Linked DNA regions of Mus musculus: all the other regions are linked to region 2. The links are chromatin loops, found by intact Hi-C in ENCODE. Cell type or tissue: gastrocnemius. All regions are shown on one strand. Links, peaks and the distances in the headings refer to the core of each region. The heading gives the core; the rest is flanking DNA.

Evidence for each region. A loop is a pair of places that touch in the nucleus more often than their neighbours do. Peaks named below come from ENCODE experiments on the same cell type or tissue, not always from the same donor. Only the 100,000 strongest peaks of a DNase experiment are listed, where the experiment ranks them.
Region 1: a loop joins it to region 2, with 8 times the contacts of the local background. A loop is called at or near these places in 15 of 42 quality-filtered maps.
Region 3: it touches region 2 in a loop (10-fold over the local background); 31 of 42 quality-filtered maps call a loop at or near these places.

The regions. Positions count from the first base shown.
Region 1 is chr6:136,527,590-136,535,775 of GRCm38, reverse strand. The region is part of intron 1 of Atf7ip (activating transcription factor 7 interacting protein); the gene reads right to left. Among named protein-coding and RNA genes, the nearest start is that of Atf7ip, 13 kb to the right of the region's middle. In gastrocnemius, for the core only: no CTCF peak of the experiment used is centred there; DNase peaks (open chromatin) are centred at 2,866, 3,133 and 3,726; H3K4me3 peaks cover 1,761 bases; H3K27ac peaks cover 2,994 bases.
Region 2 is chr6:136,463,750-136,471,935 of GRCm38, reverse strand. Gm36897 (predicted gene, 36897) reads right to left here. Exons shown (of 2, transcript NR_168025.1): 1 at 7,953-8,186; 2 at 528-1,178. Among named protein-coding and RNA genes, the nearest start is that of Gm36897, 4.2 kb to the right of the region's middle. In gastrocnemius, for the core only: CTCF peaks have their summits at 4,430 (motif pointing left) and 5,927 (motif pointing left); DNase peaks (open chromatin) are centred at 3,379, 4,431, 5,311, 5,890 and 1 more place; H3K4me3 peaks cover 894 bases; H3K27ac peaks cover 4,000 bases.
Region 3 is chr6:136,551,480-136,559,665 of GRCm38, reverse strand. The region is part of intron 1 of Atf7ip (activating transcription factor 7 interacting protein); the gene reads right to left. It overlaps LOC108169175 (a long non-coding RNA gene), which reads right to left and starts at 5,575. Exons shown (of 2, transcript XR_001785397.1): 1 at 5,161-5,575; 2 at 4,121-4,248. In gastrocnemius, for the core only: CTCF peaks have their summits at 3,818 (motif pointing right) and 5,574; DNase peaks (open chromatin) are centred at 3,825 and 4,661; H3K4me3 peaks cover 785 bases; H3K27ac peaks cover 1,666 bases.

The DNA of each region.
Region 1 (8,186 bases), core at 1,581-5,580, 65 kb before region 2:
AATATGGACCATGGCTTCAATTATCCAGCATAACATCTAACCTGTAATTCACAGAAATTTTGAAAATTTTTCCACCAAATGAAAAATAACCTGAGGTCTACTTTATGCTTATAAGCTGTAAAAATGGGAAACGGCAATGAAAAATTTAGCAATAATATTCTAAGGTAGCCAGAATAACTGATAGATAATCTTATAAAGTATGAGAGTAAATTACATACTGAGCAACAGAAGGCAGAAAAAGTGACTGCCAGCGTAAACTACTCGGGCACTTCAACCTTAGCAGTAGTTTTCTACCATATTAAAAACCAAATGGCTGTCTTATGGCATTTTATTCAAATACACATATTTTAAATAGTACACACTCCCCTCCCCCATCCTTATCCCAAGATCCTTACTGCTCAGACGTGAAAAGGAAAGTGACAGAGATGGGAGCCAGTCCCTGCTTCTGCCACACTGAGCACACGCTTACAGAAAGCAGGGCTCACTCTCATACTTATCACCTTGTTTCTGTTTGGGGGGCAAATGCACACGAGTAGATGATTTATATAAACTATCATTAAGATTATCAATAATTCATAATTTTACTTGAGTTTAAATTACAAAAAACATTATTTTATTTAAAAATATATAAGCAAGAGTAAGTATAAATTAAAGTTCATGACAAGGCAGCAATCTTAAACTATTAAGTAGCAGCTTTAATGTTCCAGTGTAGATCTTCAAGAAAAATCAAAAAAGGAATAAAAGTAGATGCATTTCAGGAAAACTCAAAACAGAATTCCATAATGCCTTAGAGGCTGAGCTCTGCAAAAAAGTCAACCAGGTCTGGATACTAATATAAAATTCTTAAGGTCATAAGTGATCTTATTTCAAAGTTTTGTTAAACACAATACTTTATTTATTAAATACAATTATTACAAGTAAATTAAATAAATTTATACTATGAAATAAGTACAAAATAAAACTTCATGTATAGCCTTTTAATATGTTGGGAGAGTAACTTTCTTCTCTTTCTGTCCCTCCTTCCTTCTCTCTCTTCCCTTCTCCTTCCTTGTCTCCCTCCCTCCTCCTCTTGCTCTTTTTTTGAGCCACGATCTCAGTGTGGCCTGCTATTGGTTGCCCCTGGCCTGCTAAGTAGGCGAGGCTTGCCTTAGGTTCCTGACCTCCAGTCTCTGCCTCCCATCCTTGGATCACAAGCTCAAGGTTCAAAGCTACACAGGCACATGTGATTACAAATTCAATTTGCAAAAATGTAATTTGCTATTTTAGAAGTTGCTTTAGAATCAGACGTGGTGGTACTTGCCTCTAATTCTGGTAGGCTGAAGCAGGAAGATTACAAGTTCAAGGCCAGCCCAGGCCACAGAACAAATGTTCCAAGGCCAGCTTATAGTATATGAGACACTGTTTTTTAAAGATAAAAATAAAAACAGAGGGGAGAAAATAAAAATCGAAAAGCGTAAAAGATTACAAAATAAAAAATAAAAGCTCCTCTATCAAAACATACATAACTAACTGTTCTCTACTGTATCAGTCAAGAATATATTTAAACTACTCTATTAACAAAGCAACAGAAGTATATGACAGCATTCAGAAAATAATTTAGTAACTACTATAACATAAGCACTGCTTAAGATAAAACTGTTCTACCTGAATTATGTGAGTGGAATGTCATTCCTGCTTTCGGGAGTGCGCAGCAGCACACGAACCTGTGATCCAAGTACTGGTGAGGCAGAGACTAGAGGTCAGGGGCCTCACATACTTAGCAATCTAGGCACAACCAACAGCAGGCCACACTGAGATCACAACTCGAAAAAGGAGAAAAGAAGGTGGGGGGGGGGAATGAGGGAGGGAGAAAGGAAGAGAAAGAAAAAATTATTCTCCCAATTTGCTAGGAAACCATGATATTGTAGTTTAGCAAACATTTCTGTTTTACAATGCTAAACACCTTTTTCAAATTTACAATTTGAGTATTAACAATTTTAAATATGTACAATAATGCTACTTACCTAAAACAATATTTATTCTAGGTACCAGATTGCATTAGATTGACCAAAAAATGTACAGGTCTATATGTGAAACTACTCTGAAATTTAAAATCTAAATCCAAATGCCAATTCGAACAAAAAGTAACCTAAGGAAAAGTACGACACTATATAAATGTGTGTGTTTGTGTGTGTGTGCATGTGTGTGTGTGCATGTGTGTATGTGTACACATATATTTACTATAATTAGTGAGCATGTGAGACAGCACTGAAGCATATAACAAAAAAACAATATTTTTTCTATGTTTTAATGTAGCAAATTACCATTCTTTTTATAAAACTACCATAAAAATCTCATTTTAAAAGTCAGAAAATCATAATCTTTCTAAACAAGGCTAATTAATGGCTTCTTAAAAAACTCTCAATATACAGTTTGAATTTCTACAAATATCTAATGAATTAATTATCAAATACACAAGGAGCATTAAATTCGGCATGGATCAGAAAAGCACCACTGTGGTGATCCAGTGTCCTGACAATGACAACAAACTGGTGAGGAATCACAGGAGGAATTTAACCTTTGACCTCACCATCCCAACACACGGTTTCTCTAACACAAGCTTACAGGTCTTAGTAAACATGCCAACTTTTTCACATGCGAGTTCTCCTTCCTATCCAAGCTTGGTCATGTTCTAATGTTTTCTAATTGTAATGCTTAAAGATCAAAGCTTCCTGGCTCTTACCTCTGATCCTGGTGCATGTGACAAGTCTCCTCACTGGCACACTTGCTGCCTATGCAGCTTCAGGGATTGGGTTAGCAGCCATTTTGAGACAGCTGCACAGTCTCAGTTGCACAAAAGTGTAATTAAGATGGCTGCACTGTGCACTGAAGAACTCACACAGTGAAAACTCAGCCATGGAGCAAAGCAAGCCCCTCCCACTTTGTCAGGCTGCAATAAACTGAACACAGATAGCTAATGCATATACTGCAACAAACAATGCAGCCACTTAGGACACAGAAAAGAAAAAAGAAGGCAGCAAGCCAGTTTTGCAACAAAATGCCTGGGAATCCGGACTTGCAATACAGAGTCTGGGCACATTCCGATCCCAAACAACTTGAAATCCAGGCCACGTATTAGCAGTAACAGAGATAGAGCCAAATCACGCAGAGTGCACACCAGGGAATTGCCTGAAAGCAAGCCTCCATTTCAGTCCAGAAAAGAGAGGAGAAAGCCAGTCCCTCGAACCCCACTCAAGAGCCCCTTTTTCTTTCTATTTACCTTTTCTATTTTACCTTTAATGGAACACGGCCATCACAAGAAGAGTGTCAAATCTGTCTAAATCCTATATTCATTTGATCACGTTGATTTTAATTTTAAAAAGCTAATTAAATTGTTTTGACAAAATCTAAGCTTCAAAAGTACTCAATCTAGCAGAATGGTTAGACTTTACAACCACATTTTTTAGTTGGAATGATACAGTCTTAAAAACTAAGGTGGTAACAAAGCATATTTTAATAAGTTCCCATAAAATTAAATATCTCTTTGTAGTCTGAATGTCCTGAGTACACTCCCAGGATACACAGAGCTACTAGTATAAAGTCAATGGTACTAGTATAAAGTCAATGAAGACCAGAGACTCCCAGGGAAGGGGAACCGGAGGACAAAGGGTGCAACCTAGTCCGGAAGTGGGGAGGTATAATCAAGCCACATCTGAGAACACCCCAGCAAACTTGGCAGAAGAAAGGCCCCAAGGCACACAAAGGGCCTGTTCTGCTTCTCAGGCTCCAGCAGCTCTGGAGCCAGGCTCCTCCATCCTTCCGCACACGGGTTCAAGCTCAGTGTTCTTGTGTTGTGCTATCTAAATGTGGGCACTTACTACGACTGTTTAAGGCATAAGAGAGGTGACAGACAGACTGGCCGCAAGAGATGATAATTCACGTGTTTCCTTATCTCATTCTATTTCTGTATACACTTGATATATTACATATACATTTTTTTAATTACTCAGTCTTAAAAGAGACATTATTCAAGTTTCCATGAGATGAACTGGACAATGTCTGTGAAAACTGTCTTAAAAGCTATATTAGAAAACAAAATAAAATAAAATAAAAATAAAAATAAAAGTTACAAAAAAAAAATTAGTCTGGGGGGGGGGGTCAAGCCTGGGCCTTGACCATACTACATGCTTCATATCACTGAAGTATGACACCAACCCTTGTTTTGTATTTTTTTGGGACAATCTCACTAACCAAAACCCTGAATCCACAGTACATTCAAGCTGCCCTCAAACTCGCAATCCTCCTGCATCTACCCCCCGAAGGTATTTGTGATACCTTACCTGGCCAAGCCACAGGAGCCTTAGAGCATTGTGGCTGAGGATGGTTTCGTTTATTCAATAAAATCAAGATGTTAGTAAACTACGACTGTTCTGAATAGATGTGCTCACAGTATAGCTAACCTGATAAACCTTGGGTACTATCTCAATTGTTACTGAGTCTAATGGCAGGCTTTACCACCAATCTGTGATATCCATAACAGGCTCAGAGACTAAATAACAGTCAAACTTCAATAAAAGCTGAAAAATAACCTAGCTGTACACTCATCCATACAGTTTTTAGCCAACCTGTTTAGATACTGGGTTTTCTCCTTCTAATAAAAACAAGAAAAGAGAATATCAGGCTGCTGTCGTGGCTTATACCTTTTGTTCCGTGTCCCAGAAAAACAACAGTCCAACTCAACAGATAAATTCTAGTCTAGGCTCGTCTGGATTCAACAGGTTTTGTTTGGTTGAGACAGTCTCACTCTTTAGACCTAGACTAGCCTAAAACATATAGCATTCTTCATGCATCTGCCTTCCAAAGTCCTGGGTTAACAAACATGGGCTAGAACACCCACCATTCAGAACTAACACTAATGGTCCTCTCCTTAACAGCCAACCCTCTTCTCCTCACTGTGTCCATCATCCAAACCTGAGGTAACTGCTCTCAAGATCTCTAGCTCTTATCTCCACTTCATTGACCACACTTCAACACTCTCTCTTCACATACCATGTAAAATCAGAAGATCAGAAACTGCACCTTAATTTGTCTTCCATTAGAATATCATTTTTCTATTCAATAGTATAAAATTATCTCAACTCACACAGTACTTTGAGATTCTCATTATTCTGCTTCTGACATAAAAACTCAGCAAACTGTGCATTTTGTGAACCTTCACTTACAATGTCTCTTTTTTTCCTAATTTTCTCCTATAAGACTACAGTTCAGAGTTCAATGTGGTAAAGAATGTGCTTTTATACAGCACATTCCCATTTTTAGTGTTTTGAGAAGGACTGTAGTGTCTACTGTTTGCATAGAATAATTGAGTTCTAAGACAGCTATAGAAATATTGTTTCAACTTTGTATTATTACTGTTCAATTGTCATTATCATCATCGTGTATGTACACGAATGCACATATTCACATATGCATATGCCCATATGAGCACATATATGAGCACATATGCATGCCCATGGCTTTTGCATGGATATTAGAGGACTACTTCCAGGAGTTCTCTCCTTCCAAAGTAGGTTTCAGGAACAGACCTAAGGTCAGGCTTGTGTAGCACTGTTTCTTAATTAAAATATAACAGATTTCATTATGACATTTTCACATAATAACTTAATTACTTGTTTTTAAATTCTATTAATATTTCTAAGTCTAACATGGCTTAACTTAATGTCACAAGAAATCTTTTAGGAAATTTTAGATGAGATTATTTACAAAGCCACATCATTTATTTGTAAAAATAAATGACTTGGAAAGAATTTTAATTGGGTAACTGGTTCCTCGACAATCTCACATTTCATCTCACAAGGAGAAAATAGCATGCTTTGTCACAGTCTTCTCATCTCATCACGACAGTGATGCAGACATGTCCCAACTACAACCTGCAGTCAGGATGGCTCTGCTCTAAGAATCTGGTCTAATGAATTTGTAAATGATAAAGTAATATCACAATCAAGAATCTAGATAGCCCTGAAAACAAGAGTTACAAACCAATTTTTATATCCAGAACTATAATCATTTGCAAGAGGGAAGAAATTCACTTGAGTCAGCTACTATAATTTTTATTTACCACATTAGTGGAATAACGTGTATAAATTATTGAAAACTTCTTTTGAAAAGGTATAAAAGGGCTCTAACATACACACTACATCTTCATGGCTTCACTAGCTTTTCTAGGTTATAATTCAAACAATGTAATGTAATTTTATTTCTTAGGTTACTGACCAAAATCCTAAACAAACTTTAAACACAACTTTCCACTTTCTCATGCCAACCCGCTTCCTTTTCTGGAGGCCCTGTCCCTCCCTCCCTCCCTCCCTGCAGCAATTACAGAAGGCAGAGCTGGGCCCACTTACTCCCTGGGACCTGAATCAAAGGGCATGCATCTCTGTCCTTGTCCTCGACTCCCTCAAGGCAGTCTCAGTAAAAACTTCTTTGAGGATATCCAACAACCTGGGTTTAGTCCCTGGGGCCCACACAGTGACTGGCAAGAATCAAGTCCCTCAATGTCCCCCACACCCATTAAATAAAACACATGATCCACTCCATAAAATAGAATAAGCTTGTAATTAAAAAAAAGAAGAAGAAAAGAAAACTAAGATACAAACTGAAGATACCTCATTTCATCCCCTTAATCCTATAAAAATTATAAACGAGAAGTTTTGGTTTTTGGTTTTTTGGTTTTGTTTTGTTTTGTTCGGTTTTGTTGTCCACGTTAGGCAAATTCTCTACCGCTGAGCTTTATTCCTAGGCAGTCAGGAGAGGTTTTTCCAAGGCGTAATTTCTTTTCTTTAAATGAAAGTAAGATAAAACAGCTAGAAAGATCTGGAAGGCCAAAAACGTATTTCAAGAAGCACTTGGCAACAAGTTAAAAAAAAAGAATGGTAGAGGGGGCTCTACCAATGGCCAAAGCTATGAGGGGAGGTAAGAACTCTAGAAGCTCCTATCAAAAACAGATCACTAAACACTAGCTTTCCCTAAACCTAGCAAGGTCTGAAAATAAGTAAGAGGGTCACAGCAACATTGTAGTTTTGTGAGAGGGCTTGTGTACCATTTACAAGGTGCTGGATTCCAACTACAGTAACAACAGCCAAAAAAACAAGGAGGGGGAGAAGAAGGGAGAGGAGGAGGAAGGAAGAAAGAAAAAGAGGGAAGAAAAACACTGAAAACTGACAGAGTGCAGACTGAATGAGGAGATACTTAAGCCTCTTCCTCCATGAATCAGAATTTTATTCTCCATGCATAAAAATGGAAATCTTTTGTGGAGAGACAGCAGTAAAATGATTAAATGATTGCCACAAATCTGATCCTCAGTATCTACTTTGTGAGGCTGTGGGCCTGTAATCCCAGGGCTGGAAGGCAGAGACAAGAAAATCCCAGGACTTGGTAGCCTGTTAGGTGAATTGAATTGGAAAGCACCAAGTTCGATGAGAGACCCTATCTCAAAAAACAAAAAAACAAAAACAAAACAACAACAACAACAAAAACAGATAAAAAGTGATTGAAGAAGACATAGGGCACTGACCTCTGCTAACCCTAACCCTAACCCTAAGCCATCTGGCTTCCACATGCAGTATATGTTAATATGCACCCACACACATACGTGTATGCATATATACATGTGCACCAACTTACAAAAGGGAAAGCATAAGTGTATAACCAATACAAAACTCAAGACATTTTGAGTTCACCAAAAATGCCCCCCCAATCATACTAGAGAAAAGTTTAAGTCTATCTAAATTTAGATATTTCAATTGACTTCTATTACGTTACATTATGCCTTAAGCCCCCAAGAAAGAACTCAAACATGAAAAACATATTTGGCATTCCTTTAACATGAAAGACAGAAAGCAAATGCCAAAAAAATACTTAACAATACATTACATATCAGCAATACATTACACATCAAGAAGAACACTATAAAACCTATTATATGAAGGGAAAAGGTATACTTTCAAGTCCAGAACAGAATAGTATAGGCAGGAAATGAAAAATAAAATTTAATATAAGAAATGAAAAATTCAGCCAGCTGGTAGTGATGCATGACTTTAATCCCATCATTCAGGGAGGCAGAAGCAAACAGATGAGTTCCAGGACAGCCAGGGCTACTCAGAGAACCCCATCTCAGAAAAGGGAGAAAGAAAGAGAGAAAGAAAGAG
Region 2 (8,186 bases), core at 2,612-6,611:
ACTATCCCAAGTGTGGACCCTTAATTTAGTCTCAACGCTTGGGGAAAGAAAGCCTTCTGAGGGCTCTAAGGCAGTGATTCCCAATTGTTCCTCTGGGGCTGGGTGGAGACAGTTCTTACTGATAAGTTACCCTTGAGCAAAGAAACCTCTTAACGACTGGGTGGAAAATATTGTTTGAAACCTTGTACGAGTTCCAGGGGGAACAACAGTTATTTTCCTTTCATGTTTTTCTGCGGCAGAAAGGTGTGTTTGAGACAGAATCCTGCTATACAACCTAGGCTGGCCGGGTACTCTTGACAATCCTCCTGATTTAGCATCTGAGTGCTGGGATTATGTGTGTGAGCTATCACCGATTTTTTAGGGCAAGTTTTTTCTTTTTTTTCTTTTTTGAGACAGGATTTCTTTGTGCCGCCCTGACTGTCTTGGAACTCACTTGGTAGTCCAGGGAGGCCTTTACACTCTGCCTGCCTCTGTCTCTCAAGTGTTGGGGCTAAAAGTGTACAATAAAGTATTAGAAGTCTCATTTCTTTTGGGAGGGACATAATTTAAATATTTATATTACTTATAAATGTAGACATTTCTGGATAATTATAGTTATGTTTTTGATTGTGAGCTTAGACCTTAACATCTCTCCCGTCCTTATATTACACTTCCATCTATCTGTCGGGTTATTGGTGTTGAGGGTGGAGGCTGTCCCCTGTGCTCGGTTTCAGGGAGGTTACACTCTGCATGGGTGGTTGACAACCTTCAGTGCACAGGAAGTAACCATTGGGTGGCCTGGACCAGCACAGGCGCCGGCTGGCTGTCTTTTTTTTCAAGGTTGTGAGGCTGAGTTTCTGAACCAGCTGCTGCGGAGGCCTGCAGGGCGGGGCGGGCGTGCCTTCTGCATTCGCATTCCTCTTCCGGCCCAGACTGCGGTTGCGGCGTGGGGGAGGGGCGGGCGTGGTGTGGGGGAGGGGCGAGCTGCAGCGTGGGGGCGGGGCGAACCTCAATCTCCAGAGAGCCGGCCTGGGCGAGTCCAGGGCCAGTCTCCAAGTGCCACCGTGTCCGGGCCGTGGACAGGACCTCTCTTCACTGTGTCTGGAGAGCCCTGTCACAAAACAGGCAAACCTGAAAGGCCTCTGGGTTTTAAAGGTTCGCTTTAGCTATCAAGCTCCTTCACGCTGTAGATCTTGCATCTGTAAAATGGGGATAAAGGAAAATTACAATAAATACGATATAAATGAAAGAGGTAGCGGAAAGGAAGGAATTTGCTGTGCTTTGTGGATGTTGTCACAAGCGCAACACAAAGACAGGGCCCAGGCAACAAATGGCAGGCTTTGTTCTGGCTTAGGGTGGAGAGCCACACTAGAATGAAGTCCTTTGTGCCTCCAGTCTGCTCTGGGGATTATATAGGGGGAGGCTCCGGGAGCTGTTTCCCTGGCTGGAGACATTGTTCTGGAAACAGGCTGGGTTGCCATGGCTACAGCTCCCCGGGCCAGGCCCTGCCCATTTCCAGGCAGCCAGGCTGTTAGCCTGTCTGGTGCCTGCTGTTACCAGGTCACTCCCGGTTTCCAGGCCTCCCCACACCCAGCACTGCACGGGAATGCTGGGAAGTTCAAGTTTCCCAGATGGCCTTTGAGTCCGAAAATAAAGCCCTGCGCTTGCCAGGCCCGAGATTTTCTTGGAACAAAAGTCAGTAGATTGAAAGCTTGCTGAAGGCAGGGACCATCTTCTCATCAGCGTCACCAGGACCGTGTCTTCCACCCAGAGTAGGTTGTCACACAGTAGGCGCTTTAGAAATGCTGGCAAGCATTTGACACCATGATGGCGGCATAGAGTCAGGTTAAAAGAACGGATTTTGGAGCCAATATCTTTCTCTGACAGGTTTTATAGATCAGTAACACTACCTGATCCTTTCGAACTTTATTTTTCTCATCTCTAAAATGGGAACAGCAATGCCGTTCGCTCTCAGGGATGTACAGTGGCTAGGCTCATGTAAGATATGAAATGCATGGTACTGTGTGGGGCTTCTAATGATTTCTCCTGCTAATCTCTTTTGTGGGTTACTACATCGTCACATAAAAGTGCTGCTCTCCGTAAAGTCAGCCACCTCTTTGCCAAGCAACAACCATACAAACAAATAGGGTCCATACCGGCGCACTTGATACTGCCATTTCTATGTAAGGACTTAGTCAATACTTGTGCAATAAGCAACAGATAGAGAATGCCTGCCAGTAACAAGCGTCCCCTGCTTCAAAGGTCACACATAAATAATGCAAAGTAGGCTGGGTTCCAACCGTCTCTCCAGATGTCTAAGAGTAACAGAAGGAATGGCATGTCGACATTTCAGCCCTGGGTCTCCCAGTCTTCTCCCTCAACGTCTCAACACCCACAGACACACCAAAGGAACTCCCCTCCCCCATTCCCAGAGCAGACTGGCTTCTAAGACTCCAGGTGCTCCCTTGCTGACCCTGAAAGATTCCAACCATTTGGGGACATTCAAGAGGAGAGGTTCCACACTCCTCCTCCTCCTTTCCAAACGAGACTGACCTGGGCTTTGTCTAGGTTCTAGAACTCCTCAAAGTCCTGGGAGATTTTTAAGGTGGAGGGGTGGTAGCTGTCTGGGAATCCTCTGACCCCTGTGTGGCCTTAGGAAGTGCACACTGGACGACATCCGGTTCAACTGGGTGGCAGCTGCTCCTGGAGTCGCTCACCCTGGGGGCTGCTGGACAACCAGCTGGGGGAGGGGAGCCGGTCAAAGACTTAACCATCATTCCAGTGTCGTCTGAGATTGCTGTTGCTTTGAGTTGAGGTGTGTACAGCATGTGTGTATTTGGGGACACAGAAGGAGAGCACTTTGGCCCAACTGGGCACATGCATTGTCAACGCCTGGGGCAGAAGATGTTGTCATCCAATTGTTAGCCGGGTGTACCATAGGCATGGGGGGGTTGTGTGTTTTGTGCTTTGCAAAGATATGCAAACATAGGTGTTGGAAAATGGTGTGAACTGCATGCAGGGTGTGAAGTGCTCCTCTCAGTGTTTCAGACCCTCCTACCTCCCTCCCCGCCCCCACTCTCCAGCACAGGCAATAAACCAGGCCGCAAAGTCCTCCCCTCCCCCCAAGGCCTTGGCCAGCTCTCTGAAAACTGATATCCTGGGGCCCTTTTTCCCTCACCAGCTACAGTCAGAAGCAGCAGGAGGGAAAATGTGGACCGGATCTCAACAGAGAGTCCCGACTCTGAACTTTCTCTGCGATGATATGCAACCGATCCGGCACCAGGCCTGGTATTTCATCTGACTTTGCCACCCCAGGAACTGGGTTTAGGTTCCAGCAAGTCCCCGTCCAGTTCAGGTCTGTCTGTAAAATCCATGCTAGATTTTCCATTTCACCCTAGTGAAGTCTCAGCCTGTGGCTGTTGTTCTCAATCCAGCTCAGAAACTGGCTCAAACCGCCCTGAACTGGATTTGGTGGCTGTTGAGACACAGTTTCTGCCTCTTTGTTAGGGCGGAACCGCCCCATTCTCTACACCTCCCGCCCTCCCTCAATCCAGTGTCCTACAACAATCTCCCACCCACCCCACCCCCATTCCCTTTTTCTTAAAAAACAAAACAAACAACCCCCCCAAAACAAAACAAAACAAAAAAACTATGAAGTAGATTAAATTAAATTCTTTTTTTTTTAATGGATCTAGGTTGTAAGCCTTTTGGCTTTATGATATTAGTTATTTCTGAGTTGTTATCTTATCAGTTAACATGGTGCGCTTCAAATGATGCTCAGACAGGCCCAGAAACAACTACATTTCTCATCACTGACTTAAGGTTTTGGGTAGAGTTCATTGCTCATTTCCATTTCATTAACTGTAAGGTAAAAGAATTTGATAATTTTTATTACCATTCAGAGCTGGGGAACAGTATCTGTGCTCACTGCCTTCCGCAACTGTAGACGTGCCAGAGGAAGAACTGAAGGACGCAGATGGGTTTGTTTTTCCAGTTGTAACTTTACCCCTGGATCAGATGGTGTGAACTGTAAGATACAGGAGGCTGACTGGGGGTTGCCGGGTGAGGGAAGAGCAGGATTCTTCCCAGAATGTGGGTAGGGGCAAAGTGGGGATGTGACAGATTCAGGTCAAAACACTGCTGAGAGATTTGTGAATTTTAGCTATATCACACGCAGGCGTTTCTTATGTCTGGGATTAGACAGGCATGTAGCATGATGCTGAAGTGAAATTCCCCCAGGTTTGTCCACTTGAAAATGCCCAGTAGTCGTATGTTTATGCTATTATCTCAATAAAAAGATCGTCTCGATTTCTCTCATTCTTTTTTCTTTGACAAGAATTTCTTATTTCGAGTTTTTTTGAGAACTCCGGAAGAGACACTAGAAAAAGCAACCATGATCTGGGTGTGGCTCCATGTTGTGTCTGACGGCTCCCTCGTCGCCCTCTGCTGGCCAGTTCAGGTAGTGTGTGAAGCTGTCAGAAAGCTGCTGAGCAGTTTCTTGTCCAAACCCAAAATGCCTGGCCGCCTAGCTGAGGATGCTTCATTCTGCCTGTTTCATATGCATCTCTTCTTATTCCTATGCATGGCATTTGAAATGCTTCTATAATAGTTCATGGGATTAACTATAAATTAATTAGTTAAAGTTTAGCCCTAAATCCGGAGTCAAGGGCTGGGAACAGCCTTTTTTCTCCTGTGTTAAGAACCAGAGTCGCGAAGGTGGTGAGTGGCAGCAACCCTCAGGAGGTGGGTGTGTTGATCAGGAGTTCAAGGTTATGTAAGCAGTTTGAGGCCGGTCTGAGGTACATGAAACCCTGCATTTTGCAAAACAAAACCCAAAGTTGTTTATTTAAGTAATTTCAGTGGAGCATAAAGTTCTGGGAAAAGGCCAATTGTAGCAGGCAACCTAGAGAAGCTATTTATTTATAAGAAAGGGAAGGTTGACACTTGCTCCCTTCCTGCTCCCTTCCTCTCTCTCTGCCGGATAGAGTCTGCTGTAGGTACCTTTGGTTTCCCGGAATCCTGAAAATGGGTATGAGATAAATGTGAATGCATCCATTGAATTTGGTCCTCTGAGATTCAGGAGTGCTAAGTAATTATTGTAGGAAGGCACAAAATATCTATATAGAACTTTCCAGAATGTGAAACCTTAGAGGGGATTCTAGAAAGGTAGAAATTAAGGTATGGCCTCTGGCCTTCTGATGGTCCAGTGGGCTCTTTAGGCCACCCTCATTATCTGCTCTATAAGCTGGCGATCCACAGGCGCCCTGGCATCTCATCCTCTCTGGTTTCAGGCCTTTCCTCCCTGGGCCTGGCGGAACACTTGGCCTCCTTCCTCCTCCCAGTCTACTTGGTTACAGTACACTGCAGTGGTGTGCACGCGTGCGCCCTCACATGGTGTGCTTGTTCTATAGGTTCCCTGTCTCCTCCTTTAAGCTTTATATTCCCCTTAAGCCATGTCCTTCTGATCAAAATTGAACAACTGGCTTGTGACACCGTACCTGCTAAAAAGCAAGGAATAAATATGTGTTGAACAGATGGATCAAATTCAAATACATTCTCTTGGCCCAGGCCTATCACTTCCTGGAGTCTTCTTTTCCTATCACGTGGCTTTTTGGACACTTGACCTTCTATGCCTTTTCTGTCCTGGGCTCTGGGGTGTCTTTCCTGGGGTGAGAGCTTTCAGCTGACTCCTCGCAGTTGAGCTCCTGACGTCCTGATAAACAAGCCTGTAGCCCCGGCAGTCTGTGTTTTCTCCTCAGTGGTACTTGATTCATCCTGAGGTGGAACTGGATTCCAGGGGTGTTGTCTGAGCATGAGATTGCTTGCCTGCGTGGTGCTCCCACCCCCACCTCCAACAATACTTCCTTTGTTCCGGGGGAGAAACGCCTTACCATTCCATCTTCTAAAAGAACTCCCTCTGCTGGCCACAGGCGGCCTTGGCTGTGCTACATTTAAAAGCCCCAGAACTTCAAGTGGCAGTTTGCATGGTCCTGAGCCTGTGTCCCAGGTGTCACTTCTTCTCTGGTTGTCAGCCACGCCCAGGAGTAATTTATTGAAGCTATAATTTCTTTCTCTCTCCTCTTCTATTTTTATTTCTTCCTGTTTGAGGCATGCTCTTTAGCCCAGATTGGCCTCCTGCCTCCGACTTCTGAGTCCTAGACTTATATTCATGGGCCGCCATCCCCAGATTATTTGGTGTTGAGGATTGACTTCTGGGCTTTGTGGATGCTATGTAAATACCCTACCAACCGAGTTACAGCCCCACCCTGGCTTTCTTGGATTCATTCTATAGTTCTAAAAGCTCTAGAGAAGACTTTGGAGATGTGTCTCTGTTCTGTATTCTCTGAGCTGCTGTTTGAATTTAAGATTTTTAAGTGTGTGTGCGTGCGCACGCACACGTGCGAGTAGATGCCAGAGGAGGGTTCCAGGGCATCTTTTTCCTTTTCAGTCCTATTCCTTTGAGGCGGGGTCTCTCTCCGAACCAGGCAGGACCTTTTGTTATCTCAGCTAGGCTGGGAAGTGAACAAATCCCAGCAATCCTCCTGTCTCCACCCTCTCAATGGTGCAGCTTCAGATTTGGGCAGGTTCTCTGCTGGTTTGTTAGATGGGTGATGGGATTTGAAATCTGGTCCTCAAGGTTTTGAATGTGCTCTTATCAGCCGAGCCATCTCTCCGGCCCTGGTTGTTTGTATTTTGACTCAGGGTGTTGCTATGCGATCACGGTTGCCTGGTACTAGCCTGGTAATTGGGTAACCCACAGTGGCCTCAAACTCGTGATCTTTCGAGGACTGAGATTACAGGCATGAGTGAACACTCCCGGCTCACCAAGTGGCTTTGCTTAACGAATGGTTGTATAACTGAATTTTCTCAACTGCCTGTAACTTGTGGCTTTCACTTCATTTTAATAATAAATTCAATTTTGAGACATGGATTACTCTATAGACTAGGCTGGTCTGATGCTCTTTGTGTTGAACTCTAAGCAATCCTCCAGCTTCAGTTTTTGGAATGTTGACATTGCAGGCTGGTAGTTCTGTACCCTTAGGAGATGATAAAGGCTGGAGGTGAAGCCTAATTAGAGAAGTAACTGCTGAGCCTGGTCTCAGGGGCTGTCAGCCCTCTTTCTCTTAGACAGGGTCTCTCTCTCTGTGACCCTGGCTGTCCTGAGACTCTCTAAGTAGACCAGACTGGCCTTGAATTCACAGCGATCTGCCTCTATCTCTCAAATGCTGGAATTAAAGATGCGCCCCTGAAAACCTGTCCTCTTGTGACCCTTGCTGCTGCAATGGTCAACAAAAACTAAGAAATTTCCTTCTCCCCCATCCTCCCTTAGAGACCTTTGACTCAGCACAAACAGCTGACCACGGACTGAACCCCAGACTAAATAAAGCCTGCAGCACACAGAGCCAAGTTAAATTTCTATTCCTCCTGTGGATGGCTTGCTTGGCATTTGTCACACAGACCAAAGCCACCTCATCCAGCTCTGCTCAGCGGTGTGTGTGAAAGCAACCACTGCATGCAGAAGCAAGTTTCAGCCTCACGGCTGCTTGTACAGGCAAAGCAGCGGCCTGACAACTGGAGACTCAGAAAGGTTAGGTAATTTGCCTAATGTCACACAGCTGTAGATGGCAGGACATTGACAAAAGCAGGATGTTGTTTGAGTCGCTGTTAAGCTGGCGCGTGCTCCGTGCTCTCAGATGGCATTCTTTTGCTTTCCTCCCTTGCTTTCCTCAGGAAACCTTAATATAAAACCGTGGAAACTGGGCGCCAGCCCAGCCCCCAGCTTCTTCAGAAGAGGAAATGCAAGTCCACGGGCGAGGAACCAGGCCTGGGTTAGTGGCATCTGCCTGTAGCGCCGGTGATCGGGAGGCAGAGGCAGCAGGACCACTGGGAGTTCCGGGCTAGCCTTAGCTATACCGTTTTTTTTTTTGTTTGTTTGTTTGTTTGACATTTTGCACCACGCATCAGAGCCTTACCTGGAATGAGCTTCTTTCTCCACTCTGCACAGTGAAGAAGGAACCCGAGGGGATGGATGTCCTGCCAGAGTGACAAGAGGCTGCAATGTGGCCCCGCGGTTCTCTCCGTCTTCTTCCTGGTGGCTGTGGAGGTGGTCCTGTTTCTTCTTTCTCCGCTGCAACTGTTGTTTCATGTAGCCCAGGCTGGCCTAAAGCGCCCTTGCTAGTGAGGGATAATCTTGAATCTGATCCCTC
Region 3 (8,186 bases), core at 1,581-5,580, 89 kb before region 2:
ATTTAAAACACTGACAAAACCTTAATAATTACTCGGTCGGAGTTCTCATATTTACTACTCACATACTACAGAAGTGACAAACAACACACACCAGAACATCAATGGAAGCAAATGAAGAGTTAAAAAGGAGCCGCTTCAGGGGCGTGAAAAGTCCAGGAAAACAATAGGTGCTAGAGACCAAACCGAGTCACTGTCTAAAGAGCAGCACTTAACCAATCACTGGACCGGCTCTCCAGCTCCCTTTGCAGGTTTGGAGAAGGCAAGAAATAAATGCTTTAGAGTACAGGATTGAAATAATGAAAATGTTCTAACATTCACTGTGGTGATAGCTACAAACTATTGAATATGTTCTTCCTTTTGGTCAATCTTGCTCGAGTCCCATCACGTCTGTTTGTCAAAGAATGTACTCTTCTCACTGCTCAAGCTCCTGCTGTGCATCTGCCAGCAGTTGCTGCTTTCTCCCCTAATATCAAGGCTTTGACTTTTTGAATGAGGTTAATTTGCATCTGGTAAGTTACTTTTTCAGATAATGTGATAAAATACTCTTGACCAAAAACAGCTTGGGGAGAGCAATTTGTTTTGAAACACAGTTCAATACGGCCCATTATGTTGGGGAGGTTGAATGAGCAGGGGTTGAAGTGGCTGGTCACATGCCTCTCTCTCTCTCTCTCTCTCTCTCTCTCTCTCTCTCTCACACACACACACACACACACACACAAACACACACACACACACAGACACAGACACAGTCAGAGCCATGACAAACTCCCGCACACTCTTACTTTTTCCCACATCCAGCCCAGGGAACAGGGCCATTCACAGTGGGTGGGTCTTTTACATAATTAACCTAATCAAGATAAACCCATCCATAGGCAAATCCCAGAGGCCCACCCACCTCTCAAGAAGTCTAGATCTTGTCACCTGACAACTGAGACTAAGCACTGCACTTCGTCCTTCCCCTGTGGTTCAAGCTTAGTCCTCGGTTCTCCGTTAAATTTCACCTTTCCTAATATATACACACAAATGAATCTAATGTTTGCCAAGGTGCTTATGTTTATTGTATGTGCATGTAACCAAATAGCTATGTCGAGTCCATGCATGCGAAGAGGTGAGGAAACGGTGGTGAATCCTATAGAACTAGTATTACAGACAGTTCTGAGCCACCATGTGGGTGGGAACCAAACCCCGGCTTCTCTGTGAGAGCAGCCAATATTCTTTCTTAACTGCCAAGCTACATTTCCAGCTCACAGCTTGTCTTCTGCTAAAGCATTTTCAAATTTCCATAGTTTTCTCTTCTTCTATCTATAAATGACTAAGCAGAATATTTCTTCAAGAGATAATACTAATCACTAGGTAAAGATCATTATCAAAAATTCACATCCAAAACCCAACCAATGATCATTATCAAAAATTCCTATCCAAAAGCCAAGCAAGGCTGATCATTAACAAGTCTTGAAGCATCCTGGTCTATACAGGGCCACAAAAGAGCCTGATTGACAATTTTTCCTTAAAATGAGTGAGAATATGGTACTGTAGTCTTACTGCTTAAATTGTAGATGAGAAGAGGATAAATAGGATGGGCCTTAGTACAAACTGATTAATGTCTCTGAGACTTCAGCATGCACAGAGTAAAACCATGTGAAACAAGAGCTATACCATCACAGGCCAAACAACTCGAAGCAGCTCGGAGATGTGTCTGGACAAATCCTTCCTCAGAGCCATCCAAGGAACTATGCCTTGACTACAGCATCACTTTCAACTTCTAGTCTGTAAAATTAAAACAATATGCCCGTGCCTGTGCTCGTGTGTATGTGTGTGTGTGCGTGTGCGTGTGATTTACCACATAAACACAATAGCAAGAGTAAGCGAGGACCCACCTGAACAGACAGAATATCCATTAGATCATATTCAGTACTACCTTATAATTAAAACTAAGACTCTAAAAAAGCAAGAGTGCTAAAGGTTTTCAAGAGGAAGATGCTACATTTAATTGTGAAATGATATTAAAATAACAAGAGAAACAAAGGCAGCCCATATCACCAATTTTATGTTATCAAAAGGCTAGTACAAAAGAGCAAGTAAGAAGACAGAGCTAAGACTACCTGCTCACTGCAGAGCAGTTCTGCCTGGCATGCGTAAGGAAGGTCCTGGGTATGGGCCCAGAACCACCAAAGCAAGAGATTAACTATAGGCAGACAAAAGCATATGTAAATGTGCATGTGTATGCACATAGATGCTCTCTCCCCCACCCCTTTCTCTCTTTTATTGATACACTTAGTTCCTGGTATCACCCAATCAAGAGTGAGGCTTTACTTTTAAATTCCACAAAACAATCTACTCTACACTGTATCGTTTAGCACCCTTACTAATATAACTTACCTGCAATAAATAAGCACCCTAAGTTGTTAATAGTGAATGTTGTTCAATAAATACAAAGCTTGACCTATTTGTCAGAGACCAGTACAGCTCTAAAGACACGGTACATTGTCAACGAATGTCCCGATTATGTTACACTTTGCACTCACCTTCTGAATTTAAGTCAATAATTTAAACAGTTCTTAGTGTCTTCTTTTTATTTAAAGTACAGTTCTTAGAAAAATGATCTTTCAACTCTATTTACAGAAACCTTGAAACAAACCCCCACTGGTCCTGTTTAAGCCTAGGATTTACACTCGGCGAGCATCTTTTCTCCTCCACCTGCAAGTCCTGTTACCTGGACATTTTTCTGCATAAACTGTGGGCAGGAGATAAAACCCAGGGGCTTCCAATGCATGCTGTGAACTATAGCCAGGCAGCACAAGCTTAGCACTCATGAGTCTGACTATAATAAACATATTAAATGTAGTGTGACTGCCATTTAAATATGTTCAAATACTGAAGTACTATTCCTTTAAACTTTGAAATATCCATTTTCAGATATTCTATGCCTAAACAAGAGTTATAATTATTTACATTAAAATTAAACATTTTTAAAACATAAGCCAGTGTAGTGGTGCATGCCGTTAATTCCAAAGCTTAGGTGTGGAGGAGAGAGGCATCATCTCTGAGTTCGAGGTCAGCGTGGTCCACAGACTGAGTTCCAGAACTATACAGAGAAACCCTGTCTCAAAACAACAAAAACAAACAAATGAACAAAAACAAAAAAACCATACTTAACTTTTCACAATGCAAATAATCAATGAACTTGGCTGGGAGTTGTAAGTTTGAGTCCCACATCTCCGGGATGAGGCTGCTTGCCTAGCATTTCAAGTTTTTAAAGTGTTTAAAAGAAACTGTATCTTAAAGTATCTTAAGAGGAACTGCATATACCAACACCAGCTTTGCTGAGAATTATCTGAGATGTGACTAATTGATGATTAATTAATTAATATTAAGGATTGAAGCCAAGCAAAGTGGAGTACACTGGTAATCCTGGCACTTGGGAGGCTGAGGCAGGAGGATCATTACAAGTCTGAGCCAGCCTAAGTTATCGTCAGTTCCTGTCCAAACTGTGCTACAGTGTGAGACTGCAACCACAAACAGGTCATCTAGAATGATTCTATGTTTAGCCTCTATGTACATTCCGTGGAGTTTTTAAGTATAACTTTCAGACTCTGAGACAAATTTTCTCTTAAATAACATATTGTGTGTGTTTGTGTGAGAGATATTTGAAAATATAGTAAGCCAGTGTAAACAAACACTATTACTAAATTCTCTCTACCAAATAACACTTAATACAAATAAATATAACCCAAGTCAAGTTGGTTTTTTGCAACAAAGCCACTGAATTCACTAATCACCTAAAGTCCTGCCTGAGACCTTCCATACTTTCCATCCCCACCAGGGGGCACACTACAGCCATTCAGCAGATTCTCGTGGGTTCTATGTATAACTAAACAGACAAAGCAATAAGGAAGTAGCATGAACAAGTTCAAATTAGTTCAGGCGTATCTGTGCAAACCAATCAGCAGTCTGCTTTGAGAAATCTATTTTGCATAAGCAAAGCTCATTAGGAAAAATTTACATTAGGGAAGGGCGTGTACCCTGCAAACAAGTCTCCAAGGCGGCATTAGCAGAAGGTAAGCAATCCTACAGCTCACTTTAGCATCGCCCTCTGGACTTCAGATACCATCCACATCCACCTACATTATTCTGGAGAATCTCTGCTCCTCGGTACAGCAGCAACATGGGTCAAAGCGCTTCCACAGGACCGCACCTCAGTTTACAGGAAAGGCATTTCTATTTTACAGCAGAACATGTCTGCCGTACCTAGAAGTACATCACATGACGTGATGAATTAAATTTCTCCTGAAAGTACTTTTTTAATCTAAAAGGAGTTTAAAAACGAAGTATTTAAGTCCTTACTTTACATATTCAGATCCAAGAACTTGGTGAAATATTATCAACATTTTTCTATAGAAATTTATACATTAATAACCAGAGAAAAGTGTGTTACCTGAGATGTCTCTATGCCTTGTAATTTTTTTCAATTTTTTGATAAATTCTTTTTAAGGGAAGAGCAGTGAGCCTCTTCTTCAAAGGAGAACTTTTCCTGAGCCCCCTCCCCGCACCCACTTCTTTCATTTTCTAGCAAGAGATCACAGACAGCCATGAAACAAAGGGAAACTGTTTTGTCTTAGCTTATAATCTCCCTGCTCAAAAAACTCAAGAATTTAAGTGGCTGTTCAAGAGCTACATAGAAACTCAGCCAATCAGTAGCCAGCATTCTATTTCCTGCCCAGCAACAGGAGACAGACAATAAGGTCAGAGAAACCTAGTTGACAAAGCCCAGAGCTGAAATGGTGCAATGTGGTTCTTTGTCTGAAACAAATAACCTAGAACACAGATCCCTGTCTTAAATCCATGATATGGTTTACATATACAGCACACATAGACAAGTGGCTAAGATTTACAGATCTTTTATGCTACTTTATCTGGATTTAATCAATGTTCATAAATGTTTCTAAAATATAACTTATCTGAGGAATCAGCTAAACAGGGACAATACATAAAAATACCACTCCTACATAATGAGTTAGAACCTATAAAATTCAAAGTATATTTTCTTTTACAAGGTTAATAGCTCTTCTATTTGTTTATATATATACATATATATATATATATCCCACCAAAATATTAAGTCCCAATAATTAAGATGATCTCTCAAACCATTTCACCTACCGTTACTAATACAGATTTCCAAACGGAAAATTCAACAGGCTTCTGGACCATGGGTAGGATGACAAAGCGCTGTGTTGTCTACTGCATGGACCTGACTCAGCTTAATCACAGAACAAAATCAAAATGTCCGGTTTTGGTTGCTCTAAGTGGTAACAATGTATTTACTACAACAAGCACAATTAATTGCCTTTCACAGTTGATTTTTAAAAAGACAACACAAGCTCTGCTTTTGAAGCAATAAAAGGTATGGATTGTAAGTTAATTTTACAGGGTTTTTTTTAATACTACAAAAAAAAATCTATGATCAGAATTTATTTGCCCCAAATTCACTATCTTTATTAGCTTTTCCTAGTCAACACGTTTTTAAACTCATCATTTTCCCCCTTCATTACAGGTGAACCTTGCAATTTTTCAAACATACCCAAGAGGGAGCTTGCTGCAGCCATAATTTTAGTTTATATAATCGCCCCATAAGGGAAATAAATCAACAGCTGCTTCAGCGCGTCCTTCAGTCCTGCGAGGGAACTGAAATTCACTCTCTGATTGGCTCAAAGCCTTAGCTGCCTAAAGCCAATCAGAGAAAAGTATCACAAACCTTACCCAGCAACAAAGGAAGCAGATGAGGGCAAGTGCTCTAAGAACTACAGGCACGGTGGAAGTCAAAGGAAACAATGAAAATGGAAACCTCTTATACATCACCACAACTCAAATGCTTTGTGTCGATAAAAGCCATCTACAGTGCTGTTGATTTTTGAGAAGTCTCTCCCCCATTTTATTGTTTATATTTAAACTAGGGTCTGTAGTTTCTAAAAATAGCCCAAATAAATACCAAGATCATTGATTCAAAACACACACACACAACCACCAAGCTAATTTAAGTTAGTAGCTTTAATAAAGAATACATAAAAATACAACTCACAAAAAATTTTGAACAAAAGCAAAATCATGTTAAGTAAATGCAGCCCAGATCTTTCTTTGACAAACACTTCAGTTATGTCCACGCTGGGAGAAACATCACCAATACTTTTCTGACTAATCAGATGCTGAAAATCCCAGGTTTTGAGAATTTGTTTCTGTTTTCATTTATGTAAATGTCTGTCACATGTGTGCGTGTGCCATCAGCAGCCAGAGAGGGCATCAGATGCCTTGGATCCTGAGTTAAGGCTGCTGGGAACTGAACTCAGTGTTCTTAACCACTGAGCCATCTCTCTAGGCCGGGAAAATGTTTTATTCAAATTCTTTCCTTAGATGGCTTAACAAAATCAAATCAACAAACGTGACTACTAATAATCAACCCCTAAACATCATTTTACTCATTACCCACGATTTCTATTGCTAAGAATCTGTTTGTCGTCATGCTGACCTGGCCTGACCTTCATCATCATGATCTTCATGACTTGAATTTGGAAGAATGGAAAAGAAGACTCCCACAAACTGTCCTCTGACTCCCAAGACACACATGAACACACAATCACACACCAAATAAATAAATGGATGGATGGATAGGTAGGTGGATGGAGGGTGGGTGGATGGATGGGTGGGTGGATAAGTAATATAAACTAAAAACAAACAAACCCTCATTTCTCAGTTGATAGCTCTAAGGTTTGCATTGCTTGGGAATTGGCAGTATTTATTCATGAAGGGCCATAAGAAATAATCAGTTACACAATAAATACTAACAACCTTTCTCACTGTTTACTATCCATTAGTCTGATAATAATTCATTACTTTGGCCTTATCCAGGTTAATATGTATTAAATCAAAACTTTAAAAAAAATGTACCTCAAAAACCAAGATGCCTTGTTTTGTTTAAAGTGCATTCTTTTTCTGTGACTTTACTCTGACCTCTTTCATTCGGTCATATTTTTAACATTAAAAATAAAACAAAACAAAATGGCCTACCACCAGGGCTGGAGAGATGGCTAAGTGCTTAAGAAGAACACTGGTTGCTCTTCAGGAGGACCAGGTTCAATTCCCAGCACCCAGCACTGAGATGGCTCAAAATTTGGCTTCCCTGGGCCCCAAGCATACATGGGATGCACAGTGTGTGTGTGTGTGTGTGTGTGTGTGTGTGTGTGTGTGTGTGTGTGTGTGTGTGTGTGTGTGTGTGTGTGTGTTGTATGTATATGCCGGCAAAATCATATATACACAATAAATTTAGAAGAAAAAAAAATTCCAAGAAACTGAGTGTTGTTCATACTTTATTTTAGGAAGTTCAATTTTCCAGGTGCTTAAGTATTTGGTGTGATTTCTGCTTTTAATAAAGGTAGTACATGTAAATACTACTAACATTTGTCTCTGCATACCCAAAAAAGCCTCTTACTCTTCTTCCTTATTCTAAATAGGACAAGATTCAATAACATGTTTATCTCAAAAGACAATAGGACTGTTCATTAAACACACTATAAAATATCAAAGCTTGCAGCGCCGAGAATCTAACAGTCTTCTTACTCATGGAAAATTCCATTAACTATCTTTTCCCAGGACAACCAGAAAATCTGAAATGAAACAAATGTCTTCTGAGTCTAATCGAAGCCTAACATGTAACCAAACCTGGCAGGGTGCAGGAGATGCATTATCGCACGTCCTGGACTGGTGGCTTTACAATATTTTACCAGTATTCTTATCAATTCTTCACCAGTATTGCTACCATTTCCTATTTCTGCCACCATTTTAAGGCATCATTTAAAAATAAACATTATTTGGTTTTAATACCTACATGTACATTAACAAAGCACTTTAGCATATCTCGTTATATCTCCAGTATAAGATTTTTAGTACAGGCATATTTTAGGAAGGCAAAACTTTCATATCAGAAAACATCTTAAATATACCAATGCCATGATATGCTTCTAAAGCCATTCACAATATAATGAAAATTGGAGTATCCTAATGTTATAATAATGAGCACACACTATATAGTTCAGACTATGTAATAAATACCGACTAGAGACTATGCCCTGCATGTATGTAACTGACACCTACAAATAATTTCTTAAATAAAAAAATCTGTTCTTTTTGAAAGC